Linked DNA regions of Homo sapiens: region 2 is linked to region 1. A link is a contact called in ENCODE Hi-C data. All regions are on one chromosome and are shown on one strand. The core of a region is the stretch at or near the end of the contact, and the rest is flanking DNA. Distances in the headings are between cores, read along the strand shown. Region 1 overlaps UST (uronyl 2-sulfotransferase). Region 2 has its middle 44 kb from the start of TAB2-AS1.

What was found. A loop is a pair of places that touch in the nucleus more often than their neighbours do. Pooled maps may share reads with other maps.
Region 2: a map with no recorded cell type shows a loop between it and region 1 (5-fold over the local background). The contact joins two enhancer-like sites. A Hi-C loop is called at or near these places in 10 of 37 single-sample maps with no recorded cell type and 9 of 50 pooled maps.

What each region holds. Positions count from the first base shown.
Region 1 is chr6:148,758,104-148,761,842 of GRCh38, forward strand. All of the region lies in intron 1 of UST (uronyl 2-sulfotransferase), which reads left to right. It overlaps LOC107986659 (a long non-coding RNA gene), which reads right to left. Exons shown (of 2, transcript XR_001744408.2): 1 at 2,729-3,739; 2 at 1-1,876. Among named protein-coding and RNA genes, the nearest start is that of UST, 13 kb to the left of the region's middle. RefSeq lists enhancers at 2,615-3,365, 3,619-3,739. Within about 2 kb of position 1,813, at least 10 of the 41 ENCODE cell types and tissues checked have a DNase peak (open chromatin) inside an H3K27ac peak, as active enhancers do.
Region 2 is chr6:149,211,988-149,215,726 of GRCh38, forward strand. No RefSeq gene overlaps it. Among named protein-coding and RNA genes, the nearest start is that of TAB2-AS1, 44 kb to the right of the region's middle. RefSeq lists an enhancer at 1,105-1,224. Within about 2 kb of position 1,589, at least 2 of the 41 ENCODE cell types and tissues checked have a DNase peak (open chromatin) inside an H3K27ac peak, as active enhancers do.

The sequences.
Region 1 (3,739 bases), core at 563-3,062:
TGAGTGTACACACACACTCATATCAGAACACAGCTGGGGGAGTATACAGATTCACTGATAACCTGACTTCCAATTGAAAGAAGCAATCAAACCTAGAAATACACAATTACTTCACTAGTATTTGGCAAGGGCTCTTCAACACCTGACAAGTTCCGGTAATTCATCCATCCCACTAATTACATATATGTACCCCTTCCTGCTTCTTCTCTTCTGCTTCCTGGAGATAGTCTTTAAATGACACATTTTTTGCACAGCCTGATTTCCTCTGTTTTGAATTTATCCACACTACTTTTTTTGTTCCTGCATTCACAAAATAAAAATAGCTGTGTGGAGGGAGTATGCTGGCGCTTACTCTCTGGGATAGCCAGCTGTTCTAGGATTGCACTAGTGATCCATAAGATACATCCTTTCAGAAATAATCACAATGCCAGGCATACACTGTGCCTGCTCCCAGAACTTCCCCCATTCATGACGAAACTACCACGTCCAGTAGTACGCCCACTTTCTTTTCTCAGTTCCCACTTCCCTCTCATTGACAGTCAGAGCAAGAGCAGTGAACCGCAGAAGCAGATCTTGTGTCTTCACTTGCTTGTTTCCCAAGCTCAGCCTCTCTGTGTTGCCTTGCTCTGTTAGCCTCCAGTAGGTGTTGCGGCAAGTGAGAGCCATACCATCTGGCATGGCCAATCACCCAGTTCCTTGAGCAGTTGAAGGCAAATGCTGATTTTACATTATTTCGTAGAAAGTTGTATTTTGTTTGGGGACCTTAAAAACCCTGACCTTGTCATCCAGCACAGAGCTTCCTGCTTTAACACAAAGGCTGTTTGACATGAATGCCTTCCCATTGGATAAACAGAACCGTCAGGCAGAGCCATGCGGCTGGATGGAGGGGGCACTAGGCCTGGGTGTGCAGGGTGACCCGACAATAAGTCAGTTGTCGGTGTTAAGTCATGTGAGCCTCCAAGGCTTCAGTGTCTTCATCTCTACAATGAAGGAGTTTCATTAGATCCATGATTCTCAGCTGTTTCCGTTCCTTAGGACCCTCATCCATAGCAGTGTTTCCATAGGGTCTTGACTGTCCCTATGGGAATACATCTCAGTGGCCAGGAGAGGGAGAAAGGGCATGGCATTGGAAGTCCTTTTAAAAAAGTCCCTGAGCTCACGCCTGTAATCCCAGCACTTTGGGAGGCCGAGGTGGGTGGATCACGAGGTCAGGAGATCGAGACCATCCTGGCTAACATGGTGAAACCCCGTCTCTACTAAAAAATACAAAAAAATTAGCCGGGCGTGGTCGCGGGCGCCTGTAGTCCCAGCTACTAGGGAGGCTGAGGCAGGAGAATGTCATGAACCCAGGAGGCGGAGCTTGCAGTGAGCCGAGATCGCACCACTGCACTCCAGCCCGGGCGACAGAGCGAGACTCCATCCCAAAATAAATAAATAAATAAAAATAAAAAAATAAAAGAATGCGGCGTACGCGGTGGTTCACGCCTGTAATCCCAGCTCCCTGGGAGGCCGAGGCGGACGGATCACAAGGTGAGGAGATCGAGACCGTCCTGGCTAACACGGTGAAACCCCGTCTGTACTAAAAATACAAAAAATTAGCCGGGCATGGTGGTGGGCGCTTGTAGCCCCAGCTACTCGGGAGGCTGAGGCAGGAGAATGGTGTGAACCCGGGAGGTGGAGCTTGCAGTGAGACAAGATCGCACCACTGTACTCCAGCCTGGGCGACAGAGCGAGACTCTGTCTCAAAAAAAAAAAAAAAAAAAAAAAAGTCCCTGAGGTAATTTTTCTGTGCACTCCCAGGGGAGAGTGTTTCTTTTCTCTTGAGAATCACTGAAGTAGATCGTTCTAAGATCTCTGCTGTTCTTCAAATCATGTGCTGAAAGAGACAAGAGGTCATATAATTGTAGCAACTGAAACAAATATAAGGCTATTTTCTTTGGACCCAAACACTTATTTTAAAAATTGCAGAAGTCAAGTGACCAAGGCAAGTAGAATACACAAAAACATTTTAGGCCATCGTTGTCATTTTCTGAGTCTTAATCATAGTTAAATTTTTTCTAAAATTAAAATCAGCAGTGCGTTTCCTCCACCTCCGCCAGAACTTGCTCTAGAAATTAGGGGAAGCAGAATGTCCCCAGGAAGTCCTAAGAGAGAAGAAGCAGAGTAAGACATGGGTTTCCAGAGTTTAGAGTCTCACTATGTGATAGGTGAAAGCTGTGTTGTTGATGAGGATTTGCACAGCCTCCTCCCGGTTGCCTGCTACTGACCATCCCATTTCACTGTGGGCAGCTCCAGTGGGTAAGAGGGTTCTTCACAGTGTGGTGAGCTACTCCTTTCTAGCCTCCATCCATTTTTTGCTGTTCTTCTGGAAGCTATATAGGCTTGTCTATTGGACTTTATAGTCTTCAAATAATTGAAGATACTAAAATGACTATTATGTCTACCCTGCTCTGCTACACACATAAATCTTGTCCAGACAAATAGGTCTGTTTACCAGTACTTTCTCATCAGAAGTCATTTGAAGACACAGAAAGTAAAAACCACAAAGAAAAAAAAAACTATATTAAAGTGAAAGCTCAACAGTAACACCCCATAACCATAGCAAAACAAAACAAAACAAAACAAAACAAAACAAAAAAAAACCACAAACATCTCCCCAGGAAATAGAACTAATATGCAGGTCTTTAAAAGTTCAGTTTATCAATGAGAAAAAGATAAACCAACTCACGAGATAAATGGGCAGAGTACAGGAGCAGTCACAGAAGAGGAGACACGGCTGGCCAGTAAGCACAAAGAGAAATGAAATGGTTTTGATTCCCTTACACATCTTAGCCCCCTTCCTCTGTCTACATGGCCCGTAAAAGCCACAGAACTGAACAGTTTTCCAGTTCCCTCAGTGAGCCTGCTTTGTGCAGTGGTATGTTACTGTCAGAAGGGATCCTCTTCGAAGCTGTGGTATTTGAGAATGACTGCTCCTCCCACCGCTTTTCTGAGGGTGTTAGCAGGAGTGCAACAGAGCCTTACTTCAAGGCCCCCAGCGGGCTGGCTGGAACCCTGCTTCAGCTCCTCCAAGCACGTGCGGCCAAGTTCTGGGAGCCACGTCGATGTGGGTTGATGGGTCCCCTGAGACGCCCTCTCTGCTCAGAACACAGCCAGTAAGCCATGGGCAGATCACAACAAACAGCACCCTGCCTTCTGCTCCGCCTCCCTCCATCTACCACACTGCCAAGTTCCTAAGAAGCTTAGGGGAGAAGGAACTGCTGTGGTGCTTAGAATGCAGTGTCTTGCCTGAAAGTATTTTCTCAGTCTTTGAGAAAACAGTGGAACTGACTCATCTGGTCAGAGCTTTACAGAAATGTGATTGCAGATCTCTTGCAATTTCATTCTGCTTTAGTGTCAGAATTCATCCGACAACGTGCCAAAAAAAAAAAAAGTGTGTAAAATCACATACAGATTTAGATACTTCAAGAGGAAGTTATTTTTACCACAGTGGGGAAGAAACCAGAAAGTGCCGATTGGTGGAGAATGCCCGGCAGGGCTGAGGAAGGAGGGTGGGCACCTGAGCAACCTGGGCCTGGCCACACTCACCCCTGCAGCCTTGCCAGCCTGGCCCGGGGATTGTGGTGTGGTCACCTCTTAGCAGGTGGAGGGAGGAGTTCCTGTGTGGAAGATCTGCTTGAAGGAGGAAATGTTGATATAACCCCCGAGTGTGGAGCCAACTTCAGCAGTGCGGGGTTAA
Region 2 (3,739 bases), core at 339-2,838, 450 kb after region 1:
TCATCTCACTCCTGTCCATTTTCCCATTGGCCAGAATTGTCCAAGACCCACCTGGCCCATGAAGGCTTGGAAAGGGAGAGGGACACCTGACCACTGGGTGAGCATGAAGAATCTCTGCCACATATTTTCCTTAAACAATTCATCTCTCTCATTAGTTGCCTTGTTTAAATTGCTGTTGTTAAATACATTTAGTTAAGTATTGGCGAATGAATTAGTCAAGAAAGGAGAAATATATTCATCAAGGTTAAAAAAAAATTAAAAGCCGGTACCAGACACATCTTCTTCTGAGTCATCTCAGTGTGATTTATCTAGTAATGAGTTAAATGTTTGCTGTATATTTACCACGGAGTGAGACAGAGCAGCCTTTATGTTCTCAGCAACAGCTTCGAACGCTGCCAGCATTAGAACCTATTTGTTTTATTGAGAAGAGGGATTGTTGGCTGGAACACAAGGGCTCCCCATTACTCTTTCTGGAAAAAGCAATGGGAACTTTAACTTTTCTCTGGACAGCTACCAACATCTATCAGAAGAAACAAGAGTGTAACGTCTCTTTCTGAAGGGCCGCACTTAGAATGCCTAACAGCCTCCCAGCCTCTACTGGTGTCAGCAGTGGATAGAAGTCCAAATGCAAGCTATTCTGTGTTTACTGGAAGTGCTAAAGTGAATCAACCCTATAAACGGAAAACAACAAACTGACCTGACCTGGAATACTAAATGAAACCGAAGTCCAAAGGTACCAAGCTCAAAATCAAGAGCAGAGGCATTCAAGTGTACCCTCTTCCCCCCAGGATTAATTCTGAGTTCAGACAGAGACATATTCTATGACCTCAAGTAGAAGACTTCATGTCTCTGCACTTTGGCTAACTCAAGGTCAAACTCAAGTCTCTATCAAAGTTTTCTACTTCTCAAAGTTGAGTTTTCTAAAACTCTTTTTTTCAACTGACTGCTGACTTTAAATCTTCCACATGGCTTCCTTCAGCTTCAGTAGACTATCTGCTTCCTCCTAATTCACAGAGAAAACTGAGAAACGAGTGAGAAAACTCCCAACTCTGTCCACACTGCCCACAAGTTTTTCAGCCAAGTATTTTCCACTTCCTGTCCTGTTCATTCCTCCACCCACCACTGCCTGGCTTCCACCTTCGCTGCACCACTGAAGCTGCTCTGGTTAACACTGCTGCTGCCTTAACCTGAAGAACACTTGTAAATCCCTGTCTCATTTGACCTTCCCTTGGCATTCAGTACGGCTGTTGACCATTTCTTCACTTTCCATTCTGCTGGTTCCTGGTTCTCCAGGTTTCTGGTTCCCCTAACACCTACCAAGTCTCTTTAATGCCTTCTTAAATGTTGCTGTTGCCCCAGGTATCCCATTTAGCTCTCGGCTAATTCATTGAACAAGGCTTTCTTGAATGAGGAAGAACTTAGTGGAAAGGCTAAAGCCAATCAGCTCCTCAGAGTGAAAACGGGCACAAGGGTTGGCACCAGAAAAACAGAATAGAATAAGATCCACCCCTGTCCTCATGGACCTATGCTCTGGATCTCATTTGATTGCCCCAGCATCTACCCAGGCGCCCACGCTGAAAACTGTCACACTCACAGCCAAAAGATCCCCGAATACAGTCACATCTGTCTTTTGAAAATCTTTTGCATCTGCTCACTCTGCTTCCTCTGTGTGGTCATCAGCTGAGTTCCAGCTTTTGTCATCCATCACCTGGACCAATGGCAATAAATCTTCCTTGTTCACTCTGACTCCAGCCTCACGTCCCTCCAATCTTTCCTGCATATTGCATTCACAATGATTTTTAAAACACTCAATGTGGTCACATCATTCTTCATTCAAATCTTTTCAGTAGTTCCCCCATCATCTCCTTACGAGGCTTCTCATGAGCTGGCTCTCACCAGCTTCTCCTGTATCTCTTCTACTACTCTCCTGCGCACATCATAGCCTCCAAAATTAATAACCACCTTAGAGTTTCCCTGAGTGTTGACATGTTATCACACTTACACAGCAATAGCCTTAAGAAATCCTTTACAATCATGTGACTGAGATTCTTCATGTTATCTATGTAGTTTACTTTTTATACCACAAGTCTTGCACATAAAAGCACATTGACTTACTCATCTAACAGGCATCTCAAACTTAACTTATCTGACACAGAAAAACCTGCTCTTTCCTGCTCTTCTCCATCTTCACTGCTCAGGCCCGAAAACTCGGAGGCAAACACAATTCCTCTCCCTTTCCAATATGTCCAAATCAGCTGTCAACTCCATACCCAATATATAGCCCAAAGCAATCCACTTCACTCCATCACCATGGCTGTCTCCACAGTCCATGTCACAGTCTCCAGATGACTATAAAACTTCCCAGCAAGTCTCCCTGCATCCAGTCTTGCCCCCTTAGAATCCATTCTCCACACTGCAACCCACGTGATCATCTAGGAACATAAATCCTATCATGTCACTCCTTGTTTAAGACCCTCCGATGGTTTCCTTGAAACTTAGAGGAAATTTCAAACACTTTCAGAGCCCTGTGTGAATCAGCCACACCCTCCCCACTCCTCCTGTGTACCCCTGTCTTTCCCGCACCCTCTGTGCTCCAGTCACACTGAACTTCCTTCTGTCTCAAACACACCAGCCTTATTCCCACCTCAGACCCTCGCAGTGGCTGTTCCCTCTCCATGAGATGCCCTTCTTGCAGAGGCCGGCTCCCTCCTGATGTTAGATGCCAGCTTAAATATCACCTCTTCAGAAAAGCCTTTCAGGATTACCATGCCTAATGCACCTTCATCACATCACCCTGTCCTATTGGTATTATGGCTCTTACCACTGCCTGACTTTAAATCAGCTCTCTCCCCTCATGAAAGTATAAGGCCCCAAGGGCAGGAACTTGTTTATTACTATATCTAGTGGTGGTATCCAAATTATTTAACAACAGGTCTGGCATAGACTCCAACCCATCAGAAGGGATGCCCATCTGTAAACCCTCAGCTGGCCTGACTGCAAAGTAGTCACTGGACATCAGCCTTCTTGTGTCCTGCATCTGAACAGTGTGACTCTCAATACATGTCAGTTGAATGGGTGAATGAATAAATTAACAACTGTTTCTTGGTTAGGTTCACTGTTCCATCAGGAACACAGGCCTTCACTGTTTTTCTTAAAAAATATATTTATTTATATATTTATTTTTGAGACTGGGTCTGGCTCTGTCACCCAGGTGGAGTGCAGTTACATGATCACAGCTCACTGCAGCCTCAACTTCCCAGGCTCCAGCGTTCCTTCCTCATTAGCCTCACAGGTAGCTGGGACCACAGGCACATGCCACCACATCTGGCTAATTTTTGTATTTTTGGCCGAGATGGGGTTTCACCATGTTGCCCAGGCTGGTCTCGAACTCCTGAGCTCAAGCAATCCACCCGCCTTAGCCTCCCAAAGTGCTGGGATTACAGGTGTGAGCCACCGTCCCCAGCCACAGGTCTCCATTACTAAAGAAGGGTGTACTGAGCCCCTACATGTCCAGGCCTGATCTGCACCCACTGAGAGGCCCCTCGGTTTTCCTGCACAGGTTACTTCTCTTCAGGGACTGTTGTTGTTTTTAAATTTTATTTGAACCAGTAGCTCTGGAATTTGGGTAGGATGATTTCCGCCCAAGTCCTTGACATCCACCAGTGTTTACTTCCTTTTTGTGCATTCTGTGGGCACCCACGGCTGAACAATAGTGAGAGGGGCTCTGAAACTGATTTCA